Regions from separate parts of the Mus musculus genome. Here regions 2 and 3 are each linked to region 1. A link is a loop called in an ENCODE intact Hi-C map of the cell type or tissue named here. Cell type or tissue: left cerebral cortex. All regions are shown on one strand. Region 1 holds the start of Zc3h10 (zinc finger CCCH type containing 10). Region 2 holds the start of Ankrd52 (ankyrin repeat domain 52). Region 3 holds the start of Myl6 (myosin, light polypeptide 6, alkali, smooth muscle and non-muscle).

What was found. Hi-C counts contacts between places; a loop is a spot of excess contacts. Peaks named below come from ENCODE experiments on the same cell type or tissue, not always from the same donor. Only the 100,000 strongest peaks of a DNase experiment are listed, where the experiment ranks them.
Region 2: a loop joins it to region 1, with 2.2 times the contacts of the local background. A loop is called at or near these places in 5 of 42 quality-filtered maps.
Region 3: it touches region 1 in a loop (4-fold over the local background); 14 of 42 quality-filtered maps call a loop at or near these places.

The regions. Positions count from the first base shown.
Region 1 is chr10:128,542,898-128,550,897 of GRCm38, reverse strand. It overlaps Zc3h10 (zinc finger CCCH type containing 10), which reads left to right and starts at 3,152. Exons shown (of 3, transcript NM_134003.2): 1 at 3,152-3,204; 2 at 4,007-4,070; 3 at 5,360-7,338. The coding sequence starts at 5,412. The coding sequence ends at 6,719. It overlaps Rpl41 (ribosomal protein L41), which reads left to right and starts at 1,730. Exons shown (of 4, transcript NM_018860.4): 1 at 1,730-1,810; 2 at 1,925-1,949; 3 at 2,218-2,240; 4 at 2,469-2,788. The coding sequence starts at 1,938. The coding sequence ends at 2,511. It also overlaps the pseudogene Gm9176. In left cerebral cortex, CTCF peaks have their summits at 3,136 and 4,391 (motif pointing right); DNase peaks (open chromatin) are centred at 3,074, 4,390, 5,114, 7,621 and 3 more places; H3K4me3 peaks cover 3,049 bases; H3K27ac peaks cover 2,846 bases.
Region 2 is chr10:128,373,502-128,381,501 of GRCm38, reverse strand. Ankrd52 (ankyrin repeat domain 52) reads right to left here and starts at 4,378. Exons shown (of 28, transcript NM_172790.2): 1 at 4,253-4,378; 2 at 3,850-3,933; 3 at 3,336-3,414; 4 at 3,079-3,149; 5 at 1,921-2,121; 6 at 834-921; 7 at 432-574. The coding sequence starts at 4,279. In left cerebral cortex, CTCF peaks have their summits at 4,465 and 6,943 (motif pointing left); DNase peaks (open chromatin) are centred at 2,843, 3,401, 3,757, 4,503 and 1 more place; H3K4me3 peaks cover 2,699 bases; H3K27ac peaks cover 2,388 bases.
Region 3 is chr10:128,490,760-128,498,759 of GRCm38, reverse strand. Myl6 (myosin, light polypeptide 6, alkali, smooth muscle and non-muscle) reads left to right here and starts at 4,874. Exons shown (of 7, transcript NM_001317218.1): 1 at 4,874-4,951; 2 at 5,194-5,221; 3 at 6,015-6,158; 4 at 6,358-6,531; 5 at 6,624-6,701; 6 at 6,996-7,040; 7 at 7,727-7,901. The coding sequence starts at 4,949. The coding sequence ends at 7,024. It overlaps Myl6b (myosin, light polypeptide 6B), which reads left to right and starts at 75. Exons shown (of 7, transcript NM_172259.1): 1 at 75-132; 2 at 1,343-1,559; 3 at 2,119-2,146; 4 at 2,364-2,507; 5 at 3,533-3,706; 6 at 4,093-4,170; 7 at 4,277-4,603. The coding sequence starts at 1,389. The coding sequence ends at 4,305. In left cerebral cortex, CTCF peaks have their summits at 3,292 and 4,596 (motif pointing right); DNase peaks (open chromatin) are centred at 5,672, 6,255, 7,010, 7,673 and 4 more places; H3K4me3 peaks cover 5,099 bases; H3K27ac peaks cover 4,500 bases.

The sequences.
Region 1 (8,000 bases):
CCGGGGCTGAGCCGACAGACCCAGGTTCTGATCTTTGGTACTACGGGAGCTGCTCTTCAGCCCCTCTCCTGCTCCTGGACCTATGGATTCTCCATCTAGTGTTTCTTCTTATTCCTCCTCCTCCCTCTCCCCATCATTTTCTATGTCCCCTGTGAACAGTGACTTTAGCTTCCCTTCTGATAACGAGAGGGAGGGCAAGGGCACCCGTGAGCTCAGGCCAGACACTGTGGGTCAGAGAGGAGGTTCCAGGCCCAGTCCAGGCCCTGTCCGCTGCAGACATCGACCCAGGGTTTCTAGTAACCAACATACAGCACCGCATCTGGAACAGCAAGGATCTGAAGTCAAGAGATCAAGAGACGGTGAACTGGAGATGAGTCTGAACACCCAAGGATGTACTACAGAGGGAGATCTGCTCTTTGCTCAAAAGTGTAAAGAACTCCAAGGGTTCATAGGGCCCCTCACAGACCTACTGAATGGACTCAAGATGGGTCGCTTTGACAGAGGATTAAGTAGCTTCCAACAGAGTGTGGCCATGGACCGGATCCAGCGCATAGTGGGTGTTTTACAGAAGCCTCAGATGGGAGAACGTTATCTAGGAACCTTGCTGCAGGTGGAAGGGATGTTAAAGACTTGGTTTCCTCACATAGCTGCCCAGAAATCATCCTCAGGAAGTAGCAGGCACCAGATAAGCAAGCACTTTTCCAGTCACCACAGTGACCCGGGGGCTGCTTTTCCTGCACCTCTCCTAGAGAAGATGGGCCAAACACAGCTGGGACATTTAGTTTTGAAACCAAAGCATCCTTGGCATCTCACAGGATGGCCAGCTATGAACCTCACTTGGATTCATAGCACTCCAATTTGTAACCCTCCCCTCAGTTCCCAAGGCTCCATCTGGCCACAGCCCCATAGGCACTGGAGCCAGCATTGGTGTCATCCTTGTCCTCCAGAAAGGAGGACAGCCCTTCACCCATTCTGCCCCGGGCACTCCGGTCCCACCAACTCTACTGTCTCCTGTCGTCTCTGGTGATCTGAAGAAATTGCCTGGCGAGGAGCCTCGTTGCCACAGTTTGCCAGTAACACTGCCATCAGACTGGAGTTGCATCCTTTGTCCGCCTGTCTTGCCTACCACAGACAGATGACTAAAGGACACCCAGAGCCACAGATGATTAGCTATCCCCCAGTTGCTCTGGATCCTCAGCCCTAACCCAGGCTCTGCTACTTTTCCCTGATTCCCAATTTGTATAAATGTATGTTTTATGTGTGTGTGTGTGTGTTTTTTTTTTTTTTTTTTTTTTTTTTACTTTAATGTATTTGTGGTGAGGAAATAGAAATCCTTTCTGATTAAAGACATTTTTTTTTTTTTACTTAAAAAAAAAAAAAGATCCATCTGCCTCCCAGGAGTTGGTAATAAAGGCGTGCGTCATCAAGCCAGGGCAAAACTAGTAATTTTTACTACAAGCCACACCTATTAATAGTAGTAAATGGAAGTGTTTACCAAGAAACTACAACTCCCATGAAGCAACGAGGGAGAAGACGGAGTGGTTTTTTTTTTTTTTTCCCCGCCTATTTTTTCTCAGTCCCATACTGGAAACAGGTGCTGGTGTTGAAATAATACAATATCCTTAAAATAGACGGAAAGGTGGGGCTTGATAACACGCACTCTAGTAAGGCAGCCGGAAGTCGCTGTCTCGAGCAGCCCCGCCCTAAGGGACGACACACGGGCCGGCTCGGAAGTGACGACACCGAGCACGCCATTAAATAGCAGTAGGCCTCCCTCTCCGCCCTCTCGGTCTTAGCGCCATCTTCCTTGGTTAGTCGCGGGGTTTTCTGGCGTTCGGGTTTCCAGTGCAATCCGTTAACATCCGACCTCCACATTCACTATCATCACAGCGGGCTAACGGCATTTTTCCCTCTTTCTCTCTAGAGACTCCTGCGCCATGAGAGCGAAGGTGAGCGGCTCTTAGGTGGTGAATCGGGCACCTAGTCCCCGCCATGGTTCCTCTGCGGGCTTCCAGACGGTTTGCCTCGGGTGTTCGCAGTCAGGGAGAGGCTTAAAATTCTTGCTGAAGAAAAGATGGGGTGGGAAAATGAGGGATTCGGCTCTAAAACTGAACCGGTGTCCTTTGTCAAGCCCTGTGTTCTGAGCAGTTTCATGGCCTTGCACAAGCCTGTCTCTAACATTCTTTTTTGTCTCCTCACATGATCGGGTTTTTTTAGTGGCGGAAGAAGAGAATGCGCAGGTACGTTTAATTTTTCAAGACTACCTTGGGGCAGTGGGGGCAAGCTCGGTGTGGGATATTTGGTTGGAAGAAAATATCTGGCGGGAAGGAAGCAGGAGTCGCCGCCCAGTACAGCAGAGCTGGTGCTTGTTAATCTCATCGTCTCTTGTACTCGTGCACTAAGTGTACGTATTGATAGATGTGCAAAGGAAAAAAAAAAAACTCAGGTTTGTGTGCCTTCCATTCCAGGCTGAAGCGCAAGAGAAGAAAGATGAGGCAGAGGTCCAAGTAAGCCAGCCCGTGCACCTACGACGCCTGCAGGAGCAGAAGTGAGGGATGCTGAGGGCCGGGACAAGCTATCGGACTGTGTGCTGCCATCGGTAATGAGTCTCAGTAGACCTGGAACGTCACCTCGCCGCGATCGCCTGGAGAAATGACCGCCTTTCTTACAACCAAAACAGTCCCTCTGCCCTGGACCCCCGGCACTCTGGACTAGCTCTGTTCTCTTGTGGCCAAGTGTAGCTCGTGTACAATAAACCCTCTTGCAGTCAGCTGAAGAATCAAACTGCTGTTACGTGTTTTTTTGCGGTTCCTTGGGGTGGGGACTCGAGTGTGTTTCTGTATAGGCGACATAGTTTGGGTGTTTGATCTGGCTGGAGCCGGTTGAGTGTGCGCCCGAGGTTAAGTTACAGAGTTGGTGCGTTCACAGCGCCACTCCTACGTTTTGGGGGTACCACTGCGTAGAACCTGACGCTGAGCGGAGTTCCGGGTCCGGCGGAGTCCTGTTACCATGGTGATGCGCAAGGCTTGTTGGGAGCTTCCTGCGCCTACTAGCACGCAAGTTGGACCATAGAGTGTGTTTCCGGGTCTGGTAGCTAGAGCGTCTCTTTCTTCCGCAGGAAGCGGAAGAACCGTAGGGTGGGCGGCTCTTTGTCGAAGCTAGAGGACCGGCAGGCGGCAGCAGCAACTACGGCGGCGGCGGCAGGTGAGGGAGGCGGGAGACTTAGGTGGAGGCCGCGCCCGGAGGGGAGGAGTCGGGGATGGCCCAGCGACTGGGTTCTGCCCGGCCACACGAGCCTCCCCCAAACCCCCCGGAACCGACCTGGCTCTTCCTCGTTACCCAGGACAGAGCCCCTTTTCTCACTGACCTCGCTTCCCAAGCAAACGCCAGCCCCGTGACGTCACAGCCCTGCCCATCCCTCCGCCTGATGTCACCCCGAGCCCCCCTCCCCTTTCACTTCCTCAGTGTCCCAGTCACCTGGTCCACCGCTGAGTGCTGGCACCGCATCGCGGAGCCGGCCAAGCCAGAAGACTTCCAGGGAAACTCGTAGGACTTTTCGTGAACTCTAGGGTGTTGGGGGATGGTCGTAATCACCGCCCCCGAGTCTAGTCTCGCCTTCCCACTGACACTAGTCAGTTGTTGCCCTTGTCCAGCTTTCAGGTTTGGCTGGCGTTCCGAACTCCAACCCTAGATCGGATTCTGAACCCCATATCCTTCTCATCTTGAGGTAAAGCTCCGCTAACCTTCCTCACCAGGAACTGTTTTGTTTTTTAGTTCAGCTTCCCAATTTTTATTGGTCGGTTCTAGCCCTTATCCTTCTTAATAGGGACTTCTCCTTGTGATAGGTGACGTTCACTTTGACCTCTTAAGGGAGCCTAAAAGCCACAAAGCTCTTAGCTTTTTGTCAGAATTCATTCCAGTGTATGAAAACCACATCATATCCCTTTCACGTTTTTCCCTTGTTCTACTCAAATCTCCGTTTTTTGTTTTTTTGTTTCTTGTTCAGAACCCAGCAGTGATGTGGAGGTGGAGACTCACGGGAGCCCCGGACTTCACCTGAGCTACCTCAGGTATTAATTCTGGGATATTGGGGTGAGGAAGGCTATCATATCCAGTTATCTGCTTCTAGTGGGACTTGAAACATTGGTCAGGCTTTGAAGGCATTTAGTCTTCACCTGATCGTCATTTATGATCTTTTAAGGGCTTGTTTCTTACCAGTTGTTTCTTATATTCTGGGGCTCCTTTTCCCATCTTGTGTATTCCTGTGCATCTCTGACTTCTAATCTGGTTAGTTATTCTAGCAAAGTCAAGGAAGTCAAGGAAACGGGAAATCAAGAAAGGTATCTTTATTCCCAAACGGAAACTAGGAACTTCTCTTATTTGAACAGTAGGGGGAGCCTGAGTCCTACTCAGGGAACATTTAAAAGATTAGACACGTGGTAGCAGGGACTCCCAGTCTTAGACTCCCAGGGTTAGAGAGAAGGGAGGGCTAGAATTAGGGCAGTGGACTGACATTCCAGAGCTCTCTTGAGAAACAGGAGACTTAAAAAGCTTTTATAGAGTCTATAAATAAAGAGGATTTTTATGGGGTAAGGAGTGCTATGGTTTGATATCAGTGGGATTTTCATGGAGTGGGGTGGGGAATGGGGAAAGAAAGGTCACCGTTCCTATGAAAGTAACTCCTTTCCACCTTGTCCTTCGAACAGTTCGTCCTGGGGATCTAAAAGTAGAAAGTTCAGCTCAGAACGTCTTTCCATGAAATGAGGGTGTTTGTGTGTGGAACACACTGGGAGATGGACAGGTTTCAGGGTTACCCTGTAGCTAGTGACACCAGTTTTGTTTTGTTTTGTTTTGTTTAACCAGGGATTTCTAAAATACATGGAGACTTGAGCTGAGTTTACGTAGAAGAGGGATTAAGGGAAGTTCTGTTTCTGGTGTTCCTTCTTCCATGAGTTCTCAAAGCTAAGCAGCCCGTGTTAGAGCACTCTTTCCAGTGTCAGTCTGTTCACACACCAACACCTGTTTTAGTTTCTCCCTCACAACTTAAATGAGAGAAGGTAAAAATCTAACACTCTCCCCTTCCCTCCCCCTCCTTGGCTGAGCATCATTAGTAAGATGAAGTGGCTTCATCCCAGCTCTCTCCCTCCTGTGTTAGCCAGGCAAGTGTGAATCACTCCAAACAAGACCAGGTGCATAAGGGCCTGGGCGGGACTTCTGGCAAGTCAGCCGGGCTAGCTAGAATTCTCCTTGGATTCTCCATCTCCCAAAGCCATTGCCCCAGAAGCCTGCCCACTGTATGGTCAGGAGAGAGGGAGCTTTCCGGAGGACCCCTTTCTGACACAGTTCTCTTTTTTAACAGTCGCCAAGAGTGGCAAGAAAAGGAAGAAGACCCTGACTTGGGGGGGACCAGGATGCCTGACCGGGACAGCTATGCCAACGGCACTGGCAGCAGCGGTGGAGGCCCTGGAGGTGGTGGCAGTGAGGAGGCCAGTGGGGCAGGGACAGGCAGCGGGGGAGCCACCTCAGATGCCATCTGTAGAGACTTCCTGAGGAACGTCTGCAAACGAGGCAAGCGATGTCGATACCGCCACCCAGACATGAGTGAGGTATCCAATTTGGGGGTAAGCAAAAATGAATTTATCTTCTGCCATGACTTCCAAAACAAGGAGTGTAGCCGCCCCAACTGTCGTTTCATCCACGGCTCCAAGGAGGATGAGGATGGCTATAAGAAGACAGGAGAGCTGCCTCCCCGGCTGAGGCAGAAAGTGGCCGCTGGGCTGGGTCTCTCACCCGCCGACCTACCCAATGGTAAGGAGGAGGTCCCCATCTGCCGCGACTTCCTCAAAGGTGACTGTCAGAGAGGAGCCAAGTGCAAGTTTCGTCACCTGCAAAGGGATTTTGAGTTTGATGCTCGCGGTGGAGGAGGCACTGGAGGTGGAGGCTCCACAGGCTCTGCTCCCCCAGGACGCCGTCATGATCTCTATGACATCTACGACCTTCCGGAAAGGGGCTTTGAGGACCACGAACCAGGCCCTAAGCGCCGGAGAGGTGGCTGCTGCCCTCCTGACGGCCCCCATTTCGAGTCCTACGAATGTAACTTGGCTCCGCTCCGTGGGGTTGAGTGCAGACTGCTGGAGGAGGAGAACGCCCTGCTCAGGAAACGCGTGGAGGAGCTGAAGAAGCAGGTCAGCAACCTGCTGGCCACCAATGAGGTACTTCTGGAGCAGAATGCCCAGTTCCGGAATCAGGCCAAGGTGATGACTCTGAGCTCCACTGCCCCCGCGACTGAGCAGACCCTGGCCCCCACTGTGGGCACAGTGGCCACTTTTAACCATGGCATCGCCCAGACTCATACCACTCTGAGCAGCCAGGCTCTACAGCCTCGGCCTGTGTCCCAGCAAGAACTTGTTGCTCCCACAGGGGCACCGGCTGCTCCCCCGACTAATGCTGCACCTCCTGCCGCTCCGCCGCCCCCACCTCCACACCTGAACCCCGAGATCACGCCGCTGTCAGCCGCTCTGGCTCAGACCATCGCCCAGGGGATGGCACCCCCACCTGTTTCCATGGCCCCTGTAGCTGTGTCTGTGGCTCCTGTGGCTCCTGTGGCTGTGTCCATGGCCCAGCCCTTAGCAGGAATCACAATGAGCCACACCACTACTCCTATGGTGACTTACCCCATTGCTTCCCAGAGCATGCGCATCACAGCCATGCCACACTGACAGGACTAATGGATACTCTACTCCCTGTTACAGCATCCGAGGGCTGGGGTCACGGGGCCCTTCCCCACTTGCATAGCCCTCCCAGGCTCTGTCCGAAGGGCCACTCAGAAACTAGGACAAGAGACTACAAGGAATATACTTGGTAGGAGCATCTCCTGAGGCAGGGTTGTGCTGGTGTGTTCTCCCCACTCTTGAGAGGGGTCTCTCCTTCAGGCCTCAACTCAAACAGGCTTGCACAGGAGTGGAGACTTGAGCCGGCAGAGAGAAAGGACTGAGGGACTGTCTTTTCTCATAGGAAGTTGGGGGTGTCCCTGGTCTTGTTTTCATTGTGAACAGCACAGATTCCAGCACTGGTGTGGGAGAGAGAAATTCCCCACCCAGACAGAGAGCCAGGAAAGATGGAGAAAGTGAAAGTCAGTGGTCAGGAGCAAAGACCTCATATGAGCCTTCAGATGGTTCGGGGCCCAAAAACACTCCTGGGCCCCTGGGAAGGCTGGGACCATAGTACTCAAACCCAGAGTAGGGGAACATTCACTTACCTCGCTTGGCCTGGAAATCTGTAGGGCAGTGCCCACTACTTTCCAAAGAAATAAAAGAACGTTATTTTTTAACAAAAGTGAAAATTTCTTTGATGGCTGTTGGGGAAGATTGGAGCAGAAAGTAGATCTCATGCCAACAAAAGGGTAAAGCCCTACCCCAGGTAGCCTGGGTAAGTTGGGACGCAGGGTAAAGATGTCAAATGGCCAGATGGGGCTTTGGTTTGGGGAAGGCACTTTCTGGGATAAAAGAAATGGAGCCACCTAGTCTAGTTTAAAAATAGCCCTGTCTGTTTCTAGTCTCTGTCTTCATGTGCTATTCCCAGGTTGCCTTGGTAACCAGGGCTCTTAGGGTCATTCAGGGGGGCAGGTACTAAGGAGGGTGTGTATGTACTGAGAAACGGGGATATGGGATGTTGTGTAGTTAACAGATGCCCTTATTCAAACAGCAGGACAGGTGGTGTTGCCTCTCCAAGCTGTTGATGGCAGTTTATGTCTTTCTGCTCCAACACATCTTGAGGGCCAGTGCTTTCAGCTTTCCAGGCTTCAGAAGTGCTAGGCAAAGATAGATGTGGTGGCCTTGCTCTAATCCTAGCACTTGGAAGGGAATGGGACCTGGGGATCAAGAGATAGAGGTCAGCGTCAGCCACATAGTGAACTCCAGGCCAACCTGAGGCCTTACCTTAAAAAGTAATAGTAAAAATAACATGGGAAGGGTATTAATCCTTTCTCTGCCTCTATACAT
Region 2 (8,000 bases), 170 kb after region 1:
CTCAGCCTCCTGTCCTAAGCCCCAGACCCAGTGTATACTGCTCTGACCTCTGCCTCCTGTCCTGAGCCCCAGACCCAGTGTATACTGCTCTGACCTCCAACCCCCTGTCCTGAGCCCCCAGACCCAGTGTATACTGCTCTGACCTCTGCCTCCTGTCCTGAGCCCCAGACCCAGTGTATACTGCTCTGACCTCCAACCCCCTGTCCTGAGCCCCCAGACCCAGTGTATACTGCTCTGACCTCAGCCTCCTGTCCCGAGGCCCCAGACCCAGTGTATACTGCTCTGACCTCCAACTGCCTGTCCTGAGGCCCAGACCCAGTGTATACTGCTCTGACCTCAGCCTCCTGTCCCGAGGCCCCAGACCCAGTGTATACTGCTCTGACCTCCAACTGCCTGTCCTGAGCCCCAGACCCAGTGTATACTGCTCTGACCTCGGCCCCCATCCGAAGCAAGTGCTTCACCACTTCAATCTGGCCACTGGCTGCAGCTGTGTGGAGCAGCCCGTAGCCCTTTCGATCTTTACAGCTGAGGTCTGCTCCACGTGCCACCAGCAGTTTCAGGACCTCTAAATGCCCTATGAAGAAAAAAAGGAAGGAATGAGAAACGGAAGGAGGGAGGAAAGGAAAGGAAGGAAGAAGGAAAGGAAGGAAGGAGAAGCAAGCAGGTGGAGGGTAAACCCAAAGGCCCTAAGCTCCACCCCCAAAGGCCCCAGGCTCCCTCCCCAAAGGCTCTAGGCTCCTCCCCCAAAGGCTCCAGGCTCCACCCCCAAAGGGTGAAACTTGCCCTGGGGATCCTAACAATCAAATTCTCCCTTTTCCTACAGTGTCTCTCACCTAGAAAAGCTGCCCAGTGCAGCGGCTGCCGTTCCTTTTTATCGCAGACATTCAGGCTGGCTCCCTTATTCAGGAGCAGGTTCACTGTCTATATGAGGATATAAAAGACACGGAACAGGTTCATGCCCTCAACCTACCAAAGTACAGATGCCTCTGACCTCCTGAAAAGAGAGGTGCACTCAGAATCTTCCCCCTTTGTGTTTGCAACATTGAGGGTGACAGCTGATACCTCTGTTCTTTTGTTTGTTTGTTTGTTTTTTCGAGACAGGGTTTCTCTATGTAGCCCTGGCTGTCCTGGAACTCACTCTGTAGACCAGGCTGGCCTCGAACTCAGAAATCCGCCTGCCTCTGCCTCCCAAGCGCTGGGATTAAAGGCGTGCGCCACCACCGCCCGGCTATACCTCTGTTCTTGAGCAGAACAATCTGGAGAACCAGAACTGTGGTCAGACACCAACAAGATGCCACCGGATAAAAGAAATTCAAGGGTTTCTTCAGGTGTTTGCAGACTCTCAAAATCTTATGAGTCTATAACAGTGTCACTTGGGCAGGACAACTATCAGGATTAATTGGGCTACAAAGTAAGTTCAAGGCTATTTAAGGTAAAATGTATACAGGTGAACAGTCTATCGCTTGCCTACCATTGCCAACACTAGAACAAAAGAATTTCAATCTATGGGTTCAAAGTGTAGCTCAGTGACACAGCCTTTACCAAGCACCTGTAACACACTGCTTAAAATAAATATAAAATAAATCAATAAAAACTCAATATAAGCTGTGGATGCTAGCGTACCTTTAACCTGAGCACTCAGAAAGCAGAGGCAGGGGGATCTCAGTGAGTTCAAGTTCAAGGCTGTCTACATAGCAAGCTCCAGGCCAGACAAGCATGCATAGTGAGACTCTATCTCAAAAACAAACATCCCCCCCCCCCCAACAAAACCCTCTGGTTAACACAATCATTCCTCTGGGGCAGGGCCCCAGTATCTAAATAACTATCTGAGCCACTCCTGCCCATTGGGTCTGGAAGCACGTAAGTTATGGGTGAGAAGGAACAGAGAGAAGACTGTGTCTAGACTGCAATGCTCCTCACCTCAAGATGCCCACTGTGTACTGCATGGTGTAGAGCGCTGCGCCCGCTCCTGTCAGCCACATTGAGACTGCTCAACAGGGGTGCCAGAGCCTCTGCACACTTGGTGGCCCGGTTGGCAGCAGCCACATGCAGTGGTGTCTGCCACAGCTTGTCCCGGGCATTCACATCCGCTGAGTGTGCCAACAGCAGCCCCAGCACCTTCTGTGGTGGAGCAAGGGACAAGAGAAGACAGAGGGGAGCAGGAAGTGACATAAGAGGACAGAAGGAAGGGGCTGGTATGGTGACTAGTCATCCATCTTCCTAGCATGGTATCTCTTCCTTTCCTTTACACACCTAGCCTCTCCAGACCTGAGGTTGTTGGAGCTTAAACATCTTTGTTTTGCTGAGGAAAACAGGGATCTCTTCCCCATGCCACTTAGCATCTACCACCCTCCAACTTAGGTCCCCGAAAATCTCCACTCACACCCACCCTGGGCAAATCCACACACCCCAAGCCTAATTCCAGGAAAAACAAATGGCTCCCACTGTATTAATGGCAAAAACATCCTTTCCCTTAGCCCTTCCACAGACACCAAAATCATATAACCCCAATAAACAAGCATAACTGGATCCCCTTCGAAATTCAATGTTCCCGTTAAACATGTCCCACACCATTCCCACTGGCCTTAAGCTCTCTCCCCCTGGGAGCTGGAGCCAAGGAAGTGATGGGAGATCAAAGAGGCCTTCCCTTCCTCTTCAGGGTTGATAACACCATTGTACAGGACTCCATATGAGTTTGGGCCCTTAGGCAGTCAACTTAAATGTTGCTCGAGGGGCAAGGACACAGAATTGCTACTCCCCACCCCATCACAAGGAGAGAAATCTCAGTGCCCAGAGGGGGATCAGACTTAAGGTGGCCCCCAGGGAGGGATGAGTCACTCAGGCCTGGCAGCAGGGCCCCCGCAGTCTGCCAGCCCAGTGTTAAGCTCTCTCCCTGACGTCACATCAGCTGGCAGCACTCAGCCCCCCCCCCCCCAGCCAGTTCTAGGGGCAGGAAGGAGAAGCCAAACTCTGGTCTCCTCCCTGTGTGGGGCAGAAGAGTCTGTAGGGCAGAGAACTGAGTTTCTCTAGCCCTCAGCCCATCCTTTTTGAAAGGGAGAAATGAGGTAGGGTCTGTACCTCGTTTCGGGAGGCAGCGGCACGATGAAGAGGGGTCAGCCACAGTGTGTCCTTAGCGTTGACGTTAGCACCTGTGTGGACACAATTTGCTATTTTGTTGGGATTTGAGGAGGGGGAGGGAAGGAAACCAATAATCAGAGTGGGGAACCTGAACGGACAGAAAGCCATTCTTGTACCAAGCACCAGCAATCAATCCTCGGATCTAAAAAGACTTCTCCCCTCCCTAGATGCCGCACCTCCCAGCTCCCCACTTTCACCTGACATCAGTAGCAACTGGAGGATGGGGACATCGCCTACGTAGGCAGCAGCATGCAATGGGGTTCGCCTCTCTTGGTCCTGGAAAGGCAGAAAAGAGAAGCAGCTGTAGAGAGAAATTATCCTGAACGCCAGTTCTAGTATGAGAACTCCAAGCCCTTCCCTTCCTCTAGGTTCTTCTGCAGGGTCTTAAATCCCAATATCGGGCTTCAAAAGCCAGCATCCTGGGAGGGTGGAGTCAGGGCTACCGACCAAGAAACCTACTCCTTCCCGGAGGGGTGGGGGCGCTGCAGACCCCGATGGTTGAGAAGGGGACAGGGTTTTCTGGGCATCCCCAGAACCCATGATCGGTGCTCCATGCCTGACCAACCTTAAATGCGGAGCAGGCTCCCATTTCTGGGTAGAAAGAGCTGCAGTTTCATCAGAGCAGAGGAGAAACGGAGCCGCCCCACTTGTGGGGAGGGGTCCCGAACCCCTCCGGATTCCGGCTCGCCATCCTCCCTGCTCCCAACTCACCAGTACATTGATGTTCTCCTTCTGCGAGAGGAGGGAACGCACTTCCTCCACATCTCGGCTAAAGATGGCCTGGACCAGGGGCGGCTGCAGGGAGAACCAGCTTTCAGGGAGCGGGCCCGAGCCACGGCGTTACCAGGAGGTGGGGGAGCACACAGGTTGGAGGGGGGCGTCGCTGGAGGGGCTCCGCTACAGGGGTCCTGGCTGCAGCGGATTCCCGCCGTGCCCCCACCGGTCGCCAGGCCCCCAAGGACACCCGCTCCACGGAGTGGAGCACGGCGTGGGGCGCGGCGGGAGCCGCGGGAACCCCGGGCTCGGGCCCAGCCTAGGCCGCACATCCCCGGGCTCGCGTGGCGGCGGTGCCGGGGCCTGGGAAGAGGAAGTGGGGAAGGGTGGGAGGGCTGACCTGGTCCGTGATGCTGAGGATCCCCATGGCCCGGCCCAGGCTCCGTCCGCATCGAGCTCGCGGCAGCGGCGGCAGCGGCGGCGGCGGCTCCACCGGGGACACGGGGCGGCCCAGGCGGCGGCTGCGGCGGCGGCTGCGGGGAGAGGGCGGCCCCGCCTACCGGGGGGCGGGCGAGCGGGAGCCCGCAGCGCTCCCTGGCGGCGAGCCTTGGCCGGGCCTCGGGGTGCTCGCTGTCCGCGCAGGCTGCCCAGGCCTCGGCGCCCTCGCCCCGCGCCAGGACGGCCAGGGCGGCCCGGGCTCCCCCTACCCCGCGCGCGGGTTCCGCAGCTCCGCCAGCGGACCGCGCTGTGCCCTCCGTTGCAGTCGGGCGGCCCGAGGGGTCTCTCGCAGGCCCATGGCACGGAGTCGGGTCTCGCTCCCCCAGTGACTCCCGAGCCCAGGACCAAACAGCGGGCGAGAGCTCACCCAGCCCACAATGCTCCGGTAGAGCGGACGCCTCCGACCGTACTCACACCCCCAAGTACCCCAGAGATAGTGGAAACTCGGAGTGTGGCGACCCGAGACTTATAGATGGCCCCAGAACCAGTCTCCACTGGGTAGAAAGAAAATAGCAAGATTGCTAAGCTGCAGAAAAATCTCAAAAGACTCCTGCTTCAGGAAGCCTCCGTGAAGAGCTGGACACTTGGCAGCTGAAGAAAGGCCTCTAAGCCCAACAGCAACTCCATAATTACCCTGCCAGATTAGGGTAGTAACTGTTTCTCCCGGTAAAAAGGCAGTAGAGAGGAACTCCCCCTCACCCATTGGAGAGGTCAAAAGAGGCAGCCAATCAGGGACAGTTGGCCGAGGGAGAAAGAAAAGTGGAGACTGATAGATGGGTACAATTTATAAAAGATGCTTTAGAGCCAGGTGTGAATCATTTATAAGATTCCTGCGCTCTGGAACCTGAAGCAGGAGGATTGTGTATTCAAGAACTGTCCTGGCTACATCATGAGCCCCAGTTCCTTTGTGTTGCTACGATAACAATGACCAAACCAACTAAAAGAAGGAAAGGGTTTAGTCCATCTTTGAGAAAACTTAGGGCAGAAACTCAGACTTGAACTTGAACGAAGAACCCAGGGAGGAATGAACCCAGGCTCAAGCTTAACCAGATCTCTTATCTAATTTAGGGCCACCTGACTAGGGATGGTACTACCCACAGTGGACCGGGTCTGCCTATATCCATTAGCCAACAAGAAAGTGTTGGGCCTGGGCAGGTGGTTCAGCTAGTTAACGAGCATTGACCACTCTTCCAAAGGGCCCAAGTTTAATCCCCAGCAGCCACTTAGCAACTAATAGCGGATTGTAACTCCAACTGCAGAAATTTTTGGTGGGTAAAACATTCATACGTGAGATTTAAAAAAAAAAAAAGTAGTTTATAAGTTAAATTGAAAAGAAATCACTCTGTCTCAAATCTCACCGCCAAACAACAACAACAACAACAATAATAATATATAATAATAAGGGCTGGAGAGATGGCTCAGCAGGTAAGAGCACTGACACTGACTGCTCTTCCAAAGGTCCTGAGTTCAAATTCCAGCAACCACATGGTGGCTCACAACCATCTGTAGTGAGATCTGACGACCTCTTCTGGTGTGTCTGAAGACAGCTACAGTGTACTTAGAAAAAAAAGAAAAAAAAATATATATAATAATAAATTTGGGAGAGAGGTTGGAAAAATAGCTCAGCAGTTAAAAGTGCTTGTTGTGCTGGGCGTGGTGGCACACGCCTTTAATCCCAACACTTGGGAGGCAGAGGCAGGCGGATTTCTGAGTTCGAGGCCAGCCTGGTCTACAAAGTGAGTTCTAGGACAGCCAGAGCTATACAGAGAAACCCTGTCTCGAAAACCAAAAAACAAAAAACAAAAGACAAAACAACAACAACAACAACAACAACAAAAGTGCTTGCTGTTTATACAGAGGGCCAGAGGTTGGTTCCCTGCTAGGAATACAGACAACTATCTGTAACCCCTGGGTTTTGGAAATCCAATGCCTTTTGGCCTCTCCAGGCACTACGCACACTTGGTGTACTTACACACATGCACGGAAATATTCAAACGCAAGAAATAAAAATAAATGTTTTTAAAATTATTTTTAATTAAAAATAAAAGAGGCTAGGGTTCTAGATCCCAGCATGCGTGAAAGTTCAGGCTCCACCTTTCACACCACGCAGGACCAACCGGTTGTGGAGATATACACCTGTCATCCCAGCCATTCAGGAGGCTGAGGCACGGGAGCTCAAGTTTAAGTTCTGACTGAGCTGTAGACTGAGTTCAGGGTCAGTCTGGGCAACTTAGTGAGGTCCTGTCTCAAAAAGTCAAATGAGAGCTAAGGGAAGCCGGGCGTGGTGGCGCACGCCTTTAATCCCAGCACTTGGGAGGCAGAGGCAGGCAGATTTCTGAGTTCGAGGCCAGCCTGATCTACAAAGTGAGTTCCAGGACAGCCAGGGCTATACAGAGAAACCCTGTCTCAAAAAAAGCCAAAAAAAAAAAAAAAAAAAAAAAAAAAAAAGCCAAAAAAAAAAAAAAAAAAAGAGAGAGAGAGAGAGCTAAGGGGGCTGGAAGGAGAGCTTATGCAGAAAGAGCACTCAAGGCTCCGCAGTGGGTGGCTAACAACCGCCTGTAATTCCAAGGGAACTGATGCCCTCTTCTGGCCATCTCAGGCACCTACACTCAGGTGCCGCACCTCCCTCCAACTCCCCCCAAATACGCACATATACATAAATAAAAATAAAACAGAGCCCGGTTGGTGGAGCAGACCTTTAAACCCAGGGCTCAAGAAGCAGAAGCAGGAGGATCTCTGTGAATTCGAGGACACTGTGGTTTACAAAGTAAATTCTGGGACAGCCAGGGTTACACAGAGAAACCCTGGCTGGAAAAACCAAACAAACAAACAAACAAAAAATTAATAAAAATAAAACAGAAAAGAGGGCTGAGGACAAGGATATAGCTAAGTGTTAAAATGATGTGGCTGACCTAAATTTACTACCTAAAGCCCTTGTAGCAGAACAGCAGAACCTACTTCTGCCCGCAGCCCCTTAATCTCTACACGAATGCTATGGCACACAGAAGTGCATTCGAATGCCGATGTGTACCCACAATAAGTAACTAAATAAATAAATGTAAACTTTTTTTTTTTTTAATGAAAGAGTGTTTGCCTAGCATGGTTTTCTTTTCTTTTCTTTTCTTTTTTCTTTTTTTCAAGACAGGGTTTCTCTGTGTATCCCTGGCTGTCCTGGAACTCACTCTGTAGACCAAGCTGGCCTCGAACTCAGAAATCCACCTGCCTTTGCCTCCCGAGTGCTGGGATTAAAGGCGTGCGCCAACACCTAGCATGTTTGAAACCTTAGGGTTGATCCATAGAATTACAAATTGAAACAAATAAAAGTGCCTCACACAGAAGGGTTGGTTTTTATTGTTACTGTTTGTTGGTTAGTTGGGTTTCTGAGACTAGGAAATCAGCGTCAGGAACTGGCACTTTATATCTGAGGACGAAGACAAGGAAGAGGAGGAGGGGGAGGGGGAGGAGGAGGAGGAAGAAGAAGAGGAGGAGAGAAGAGATAGGAACTGAACGTAGCTGAGGGTCACATGGATGCTTGCTTGGCCATTGGGTGTGATGGCCTAAACTAGGATATGGCCCAAGAAGAGGAAGATAGCACACACCCTCTAGTGCTCAAAATAGCTCTTAGTAACCTGAGGATTCAGAGTCAGGGG
Region 3 (8,000 bases), 52 kb after region 1:
TTTCCTGTGAGCCTGCGGGTGCTCGCGGACTACGACTCCCAGCATGCTCTGCGGCAGCCGCACTTAACCCTTCAGGGACAGGAGCTGCCCTGAGTCCCGCCCCCCACCTGCCCCTTCCTCGGACCCGGCAAGGTGAGTTTTGAGGGGCTGGGAGGGTCTTTTTCCTCTCTAGGGCTTAGGAGTGAGTGAAAGTGAGGGAAACGGGCGTTTTGTTTAGGAAGGATTCTTTATTTTCCAAAAATGGGACAATTTGCAGTAAAAAGATTCTGACGCCCTTTTGCAAATGGGAGACCCACTGCTACTCTGCGAACTCCAGGGCCTAAGTGGAATGACCAGTCTCTCAGAATGCCATGTAATTCTTCTTTATCCAAGAACAGAGTAGCCAGAACCTCCTAGCTCCCAAACATCATCTTTTCCCTTCATCAGCGCTTCCAGCAAGGTTTGTGACTCAAAGCTCAGCTAAGGTTTTTGATGTGATCCTGACCAATGGTGTGTCCGTGTGGATACCTATGAACTCCTTTGGAGGTCCTGTAACCTTTTGGGTTATTAGGGGGCTCTTTGTCTCCCAGGGCCCCCTCCATGTGTGTGTGTGTGTGTGTGTTCCCTCCATGCTCACTAGGCATTATAGCCTTTTGTTTGATTTGAATAACATTGTCTTGTTGAAAAATGTTCCTTCTTTGGAATTATGTGTGACAGATGTTAAGCCTTGCCTACACTGGAACCCCTAAACCAACATTAGGTATAGAAGTCAGTGGGTAATAACACGCTCGAGTTACTGTGCATAGTTTAAGGTTGGGGGTAGGTGGGGGCCCAGGGATTACAAGTTCTAAGGATACGGGAAAAGACAGAAGGGAGTGCAAAGGCCTCCTCTCACCTTTTACTGTTTCCAGAACAGATTTTAAAACTTCCCACCTGATACCAGCCCCCCACCCCTCTACCCCGACTCCACCCCAAGCCCTTGCTTTGCTTGGGCTTTCCCACGGTCTAAAACTAATGCAAGTTTTTGTTTGTTTTTCTACTTTAGTTTTCTTCTTTCTCCCCTTAGCTCCTATCTCAGAATCACTGGCAAACATCCTATCTTCACCCTGGAGGTTAACAATCCCTATTCTGACAGGTCTCGTGTTTCTTCTCTGTACCCTTAAAGAAAACATTCTATTCAGCTGTAGGAGAGTGGTATCAGAGGGAAGAAAACTTTGGGGGCAGGAGTCCTGAACCATAGGAGGCCAGGGGAGTGAGGGCAGACAGGCATAAGTCTCTTCCCCCTCACCCTTGCCAACTGGCTCCCTGTCCCTGCTGCTGCCCCCGCCCCTTGACATCCCAGACTCCCTGCCTATTTAAACAGAGATGGGTGCCCCCATCAGCACATTGTTCTTTGGCCACCTGACATCATGCCTCCCAAGAAGGATGCTCCCGTGAAGAAACCAGCAGGGCCCTCCATCTCTAAGCCTGCTGCCAAGTCTACACCAGGGACCCCTCTAGCCAAGGCCAAGGCTGAGCCGGCTGCCCCCCAGGCACCTGCAAAATCCCAGGAGCCCCCTGTTGATCTCTCCAAAGTGGTGGTGAGTCCTGGGGAAGTGTGAATCTGGAAGGGATAGTTCAGAGATGCGGTGCAGCCTTGGGTATCCGGGAATATGTGGAAAGGATAGGGAATGAATGAACGCTGGAATGAGGTTGGGGCTCCCAGGTCAGGCCAGTTTCCGAAGTGAAGGGAGAGGGGTGCTGTCTGCCTCTGGCTCTTCTGTTCAACTCAGAAGGCTACATCTCTGAACCCCAGGAGGGGAGACTGAAGAGGGCAGGCTTGTTAGACAATCACAGCTGGGGGCAGGGGTAAATTTAGCCTTTGTTCAGCCCCCAGTTATGTGAGGGATGCAGGACTCGGGGTAGCAGGAGGGAAGGGAACAGGTGGCATGGGATTAACCCTGTTCCCAAGAAACCCTCCCCCTGTAATTCCTCTTGGGATTCTCCCAAGGCCCAGAGCTGGGGACAGGACTGAAGTGGCCCGGCTCCCCGCCTTCATCCCTTTGGGTCCCTCCCCAGAAGTGGCTGCCAGTTGGTTGTGATAGAGAGGGACTGAATAAGCCCTGTCATCTCCTCACCTGCCCTTTTTGTCCCCTACAGATCGAGTTTAACAAGGACCAGCTGGAGGGTGAGGAGAAGCCCATTTCCTAAGCCCCATTGTCAAACCCCAAACTCCTGGTCAGATTCTCTGTTCTAACGACAGTCCTGACCTTGAAACCTCCCACACTTGTCCTGTTCTCCTCCCTCCCATGCCTGGCTCTAGCACATGAATTTCTGAAGCAAACCTCCCTCTCTCTGTTGGTGATGGGGATCCTTGGTCACACTGCCTTCTCCTTACATCTCAGAATTCAGAGAGGCCTTTGAGCTGTTTGACCGAGTAGGTGATGGCAAGATCCTGTACAGCCAGTGTGGGGACCTGATGAGGGCCCTGGGCCAGAACCCTACCAACGCCGAGGTGCTCAAGGTCCTGGGGAACCCCAAAAACGAGGGTGAGAGGAGCCTTGAGTTTTGTGGGGGTTTCTGTTTTCTTCTTGGTGTTGAACGTTGAATACAGGGTTCTGCCTGGGCCATTGAGCTACATTTCTAGCCAGCAACTTTCTCTTCTTCCTCTTTTTCTTCTCTCTCTCTCTCTCTTTCTTTCAAGATAGGATTTCAGTATCCCAGCCAAGAATGACCTTACATTCTGATTCTCCTATCTCCACCTCTTGCTACTGCCCACTAGAGTGGTGGGATTACTCCAGTTTATGTAGTGCTGGGTTGAATCCAGGGCCTCAGGCAAGCCAGGCAAGCCCTTATTACAGAGGTACTGTTTTTTTTTACTTTTTGAGACAGGTGCTCACCAAATTACTCAGGTTGGCCAGGGACCTACAGTTCTATCCCAGCAGCCCCAATCCCCAGTTTTCTTTTTCTTTTTAAATTTTAATTATTATTATTGTTGTTTAGATAGTGTTGTTACTACCACCACTACTACTACTATTACTACTACATAGGGTGTCTCTATATAGCCCTGCTTAGCCTGGAACTCATTGTATAGACCAGGTTGGCCTCAGACTCAAGAGGGACTTCCCCTGCCTCTGAATGCTGGGACTGAAGGTGTGTGGGCTTAGTGGTTCTCTCTTTCTGTTTTGAGTGTGTCCAGCCACTGGGCTACATCCCTGCCTTTCCTTTTTTTTTTTTTTTCCTTTCTGTTGAGACAGTCTTAAGTTGTTCTGGCTGGCTTTGAACTTGCCTGGTAGCTGTAGTTACAAAACTGCACCACCAGGCCTGGCAACAGTTTCAATTTTCAATGACAGAATATTGGTAAGGTGACAGAGGACGCTAGGATGGACCTCAGGACTCAAAAAACGTCAAACACAGGGAAGAGAAACATCCTGAATGCTGAAAGGGATGAAAGTCACAATAGTAGGGTTGGATGGCACTGGATCCCACACCTCAGTTGATCTCTCTCATCTCTATCTAATTGCACTGGATCCCACACCTCAGTTGATCTCTCTCATCTCTATCTAATTGCCAGAGCTGAAGTCCCGACGTGTAGACTTTGAGACGTTCCTGCCCATGCTGCAGGCAGTGGCCAAGAACCGGGACCAAGGCACATATGAGGACTACCTAGAGGGGCTTCGTGTGTTTGACAAAGAGGGCAACGGCAAGGTCATGGGTGCAGAGCTCAGACATGTTCTTACCACTCTCGGTGAGGCAGGGCCCAGAGCTGTGGGGTGGAGAAGTGGGGGGTCCTGGAAGAGCTAAGTAGAGCCTAGAATGGGTTTATGGTCCTGCAGTTATGGGCAGGAGACTCAAGAGGGCCAGCATTGTGGAGACAGATCACCTAGAGGCTAAAGTGTCCAGCTATGAGCCAAGGGCAGGGAATGCAATGTCCCCCTTTGCAAGCCACAATTGTGTTGATTCCATGCAAGTCTCAACCCCGGCAGCTTGTTTCGCTGTCAAGTCAAAGCTTTCACCTGCTCCAAGGCACCGTTGATATGAAAAAGGGCAAGGGTGGGAGGATGAACCACCCTGAGAATGTCTTGGGCTGGTGAGGCAGGGAAGGCGGGGGACTCTAACTGTTTTTGGGTTCAGGAGAGAAGATGACTGAGGAAGAGGTAGAGACTGTTCTGGCAGGCCACGAGGACAGCAACGGCTGCATCAACTATGAGGGTGAGGGGGCAGGATGGCCAGGGAGTAAGGAGACTTGAGGGGGGTGGGAGTACCCTCAGTTACCCGAAGGTCAGTTTCTCAAGTCCTCTCGTCTCCTTTCGTGCAGCCTTCCTGAAGCATATCCTAAGCCTCTGAGCTCCGCAGGTGGCCCTCCAGCCAGCCCCTGGTATCCGCTTGAGAGGCAAGGGTCCTCGATCCACCAGATAGAAGCGCAGGCAGTGCGTCTCCGCGCCCGTCCGTAGCGCAGCCGCCAGGGCTGGACTATTTCCTTCCCCACCCCCCACCCCCTCCCACCCCCACCCCACCCCAGCCCCGACTCCCACCCCACGTAGAACCTGCAGCGACGGAAACTTGCCCCACCTCCTGTGCGGCCAGAAGCGCGTTCCTGCCACTAGGGGGCACTTACAGTTTTGAAATAAAAACATGGTTCCTGCTTCGGTTTCCGACAGTTTTCTTTTGAGAAAGAGGAAGGACGGGAGCGGGTAGTCCTCTCTTCTGCAAAAGCCCAAATCCTCTGCTCTTGGTGCAGCTCGGAAGAAAGGTTTCCGAGAGTCCCAACCCAGGCCCCCCTGCTAGATTCCTGAGCCGAGGTAGGGCGCCCCCCCCCCACCTCATTAATAATGTAGTGATGTCATCTGCATGAGCCCAGACTAGCGTGCCTATTGGATGAAACGGCGGAGGGTGACGTCATGCGCCATGGGACGTACTAAGGCTGGGGTTGGGTAGGGCGTCGGAGCCATTACTGCCGGAAAAGGTCCAGCAGAGCTCAGCAGCCAAGATGGTGGGCCCTGGGAATCGGGAGATCAGGGGGATTTGGGGCAAGGAGAGGACCGCGGGTGGGAGTAGAGAAAGCAGTGGACGTGGGCACGCCCAGGTTTTGGAAGGTTGGCTGTGGGATTGGAATGTCTAGGGCTTTGCCCTGGGAAGCGAATCCTCGGCTTCAAACAGGAGTTTGTAAAGCCGGGATAGAAGCTTGCGGGGTTGGACCTCAGGTAACTGACCAATCCCTTCTTCTCCGAGCAGTGTGACTTCACCGAGGACCAGACCGCAGGTAGGCAGTCTCTGACCCGCAGCTCAGGTCATCCTTACCGAGAGGGACCCCCTTCCTTTAGCATCTATCTTCTGATCCCAACCTGTCACCTCCAGCGCTCCCAGGAGAGTGCCCCGTGGATTTCCTTCTGCTCTAGATCCTCCATTTTCTTTTCTCATTCTTTCTTCCTTCCCCTTCCACTCCAGATCTGAGCCCCAAGCGCTGGGTGAGTTTTAGGTGGTGTGGGTGTGTGAAACAATTTGACTAGTGCCTGTTATGTGTCGGGTCTATTACGCTTGTGGTTTGCTGCTTCTTTTTTTGCCTCTCCTCTGATAACTGTCCCCTCCTTAAGCTTGGATTCTGAGTACTGTAGAGGGCAGTGCCTTGATATTTTGTTAAGATGGGCACTGGAGAGTTTGCTAAGGATGTGGCTTCACCTCTTGGAAGGTCTCCCGGAGGGGAAGGGTGGGAGTGGGAGGCTAGAGTCCAGGCTCTTACTTCCTTATATGGGCAGGACCTAGCCTGGGCGGTGGCAGATTCCTGCGGAGTTGTATAGTAGTGGTGGAGAGCCTAGCCTGCCGCAGCTCAGGGGGTGTGTAAACAGATGGCTACCACCTTAAGGTAAGGGAAAGAAGGTTGCCTGTCTTTATGTGGGGCATTTGAGTTGATAGAAATAGATCCCTAGGAGTAGTCTTGTGTATAGAGGAGGACAAGATATCTGGTTTCTGCAGCATGACTTAAGTTGAATTGGCAGCAGAGCTGTGCAGCAAGCACGGGGCTAATCCCTGGTGCTGCCGTTCTTCTGAATCCTCAGAATTCAAGGAGGCTTTCCAGCTGTTTGACCGAACAGGTGATGGCAAGATCCTGTACAGCCAGTGTGGGGATGTGATGCGGGCCCTGGGCCAGAACCCTACCAACGCCGAGGTGCTCAAGGTCCTAGGGAACCCCAAGAGTGATGGTGAGCATTTCAAGAATGTAGTGGGTTCATGGTTGTTCAGCTAAAGTCATCCCTTTATCTGCATAGGTGCCAAACTTGAGCAAGTTTTGTCTCATCCAGTTCTGATTCCCTCTTCTGGCCGTCCTTGTGTTCCCTACCGTCATGTCCTGAGAACATGTGTGACTTCTCTTGTCTGACACCTCCACCTCCCACATGACAGAGATGAATGTGAAGGTGCTGGACTTTGAGCACTTCCTGCCCATGCTGCAGACCGTGGCCAAGAACAAGGACCAGGGAACCTACGAGGATTATGTTGAAGGCCTTCGTGTGTTTGACAAGGAAGGAAATGGCACCGTCATGGGTGCTGAAATCCGTCATGTCCTAGTCACACTGGGTAAGGGTCTGTGACCTTTCTGGAGCTGAGCTGCCACCTGATATATTTCACCCGTCAGTCACTCAGTTCTAAGAATGTTCCTTCCTCTGCAGGCGAGAAGATGACAGAGGAAGAAGTAGAGATGCTAGTGGCGGGGCATGAGGACAGCAATGGTTGCATCAACTATGAAGGTGAGGGGCAGACCATAAACTGGGGCCTGTGAGGAAATGGTCGTTCAGGAGATGTTAAAGAGGCATTGTATTCCTAGACTTGGTTCCAGAAGGGAGTCGGGAGTCAAAGGGGCAAGCAAGGCTCAGTCCAGCCTGGGAGGGAACTGTTGGGGAGACAGCAGTAAAGGGGGGGGTGATGGAGGACGGAGGGTGGGCTAGGAATGGGACGTAAACAGAATGTCTGTTCCACTGCCTGACCCCTTCACCCCATGTCTGTGTCTTGTCTTCACCATTAATGTCTCTTCCTTCCTGCAGCATTTGTGAGGCATATCCTGTCGGGGTGACGGGCCCATGGGGCGGGTACGGCTCCTCCCAGCCTCTCCTCTAGTTATCTCCCTAGTGTTTTTTTTTCCTTCCCAACCTGTGCTCTAGCCTCTGGCCATACCCTACTACCATCTGCCTTACTCCTGGCATGACTCTGCATGGAGCTGGCTTGGGAGGGGAGAAATTCCTCAATGAGGAATGCAGTTTGGGGGTGTGGTACCTCCTCTCCTAGAATGGTCTCTGAGATTTGACTTACAGGGGTCTTGGTGCTGGTGTCTGGGAACGCTCACCAGCTTGTAGGGAAGGCTGGTCTGATGGTGATTCTAGAGTTGGCGGGGGCAGGGTTGAGCTAACTGCCCCATTCTGCTGCTAAAACAAAAGTCCTTTTTCCATCCCTCTACTGGACAGCGTGGAGGTACCCTAACCCAAAGCTGACCTCTCCTCCTGCCAGTGGCTGACCATAACTGTAGGTGTAGCTGAGAACTTTTCTGCCTCTGCTATGTTCTTGCTATTTAGATTGGGGGTGGGGGCTAACAGCCAGTGGGAGGGGAACCAGGGACAGAGAGAACTGGCCACTCTGAGTGGCTCTTTTGAAAACTGACCCAAGGTTGGTTGCTATGGGCATGTTCCCTCCTGCCACCTTCATGGTCTCGTGGTCTCCTGGCCCATGGGTACCCCTCCCCAGCCCTCTCCTCGGCTGACTCCGCCTCTCTTCTCCACAGAGCTTGTCCGGATGGTGCTGAATGGCTGAGGACATTCTGTATCCCGAGTCTGTTCCTTGCCCAGTGTGATTTCTGTGTGGCTCCAGAGGCTCCCCTGTCACAGCACCTTGCCCATTTGGTTTCTTTTGGATGATGTTTGCCTTCACCAAATAAAATTTGCTCTCTTTGCCCTCTTTTGGTTCTTTCTTTCTTTCCTGAGCAGGTGGGAGGAAAATGTGAGGTGGTGATGATGTTGTCTATCCTGAAACAAAGCTCAAGCTGGGGGCCAGGGAAA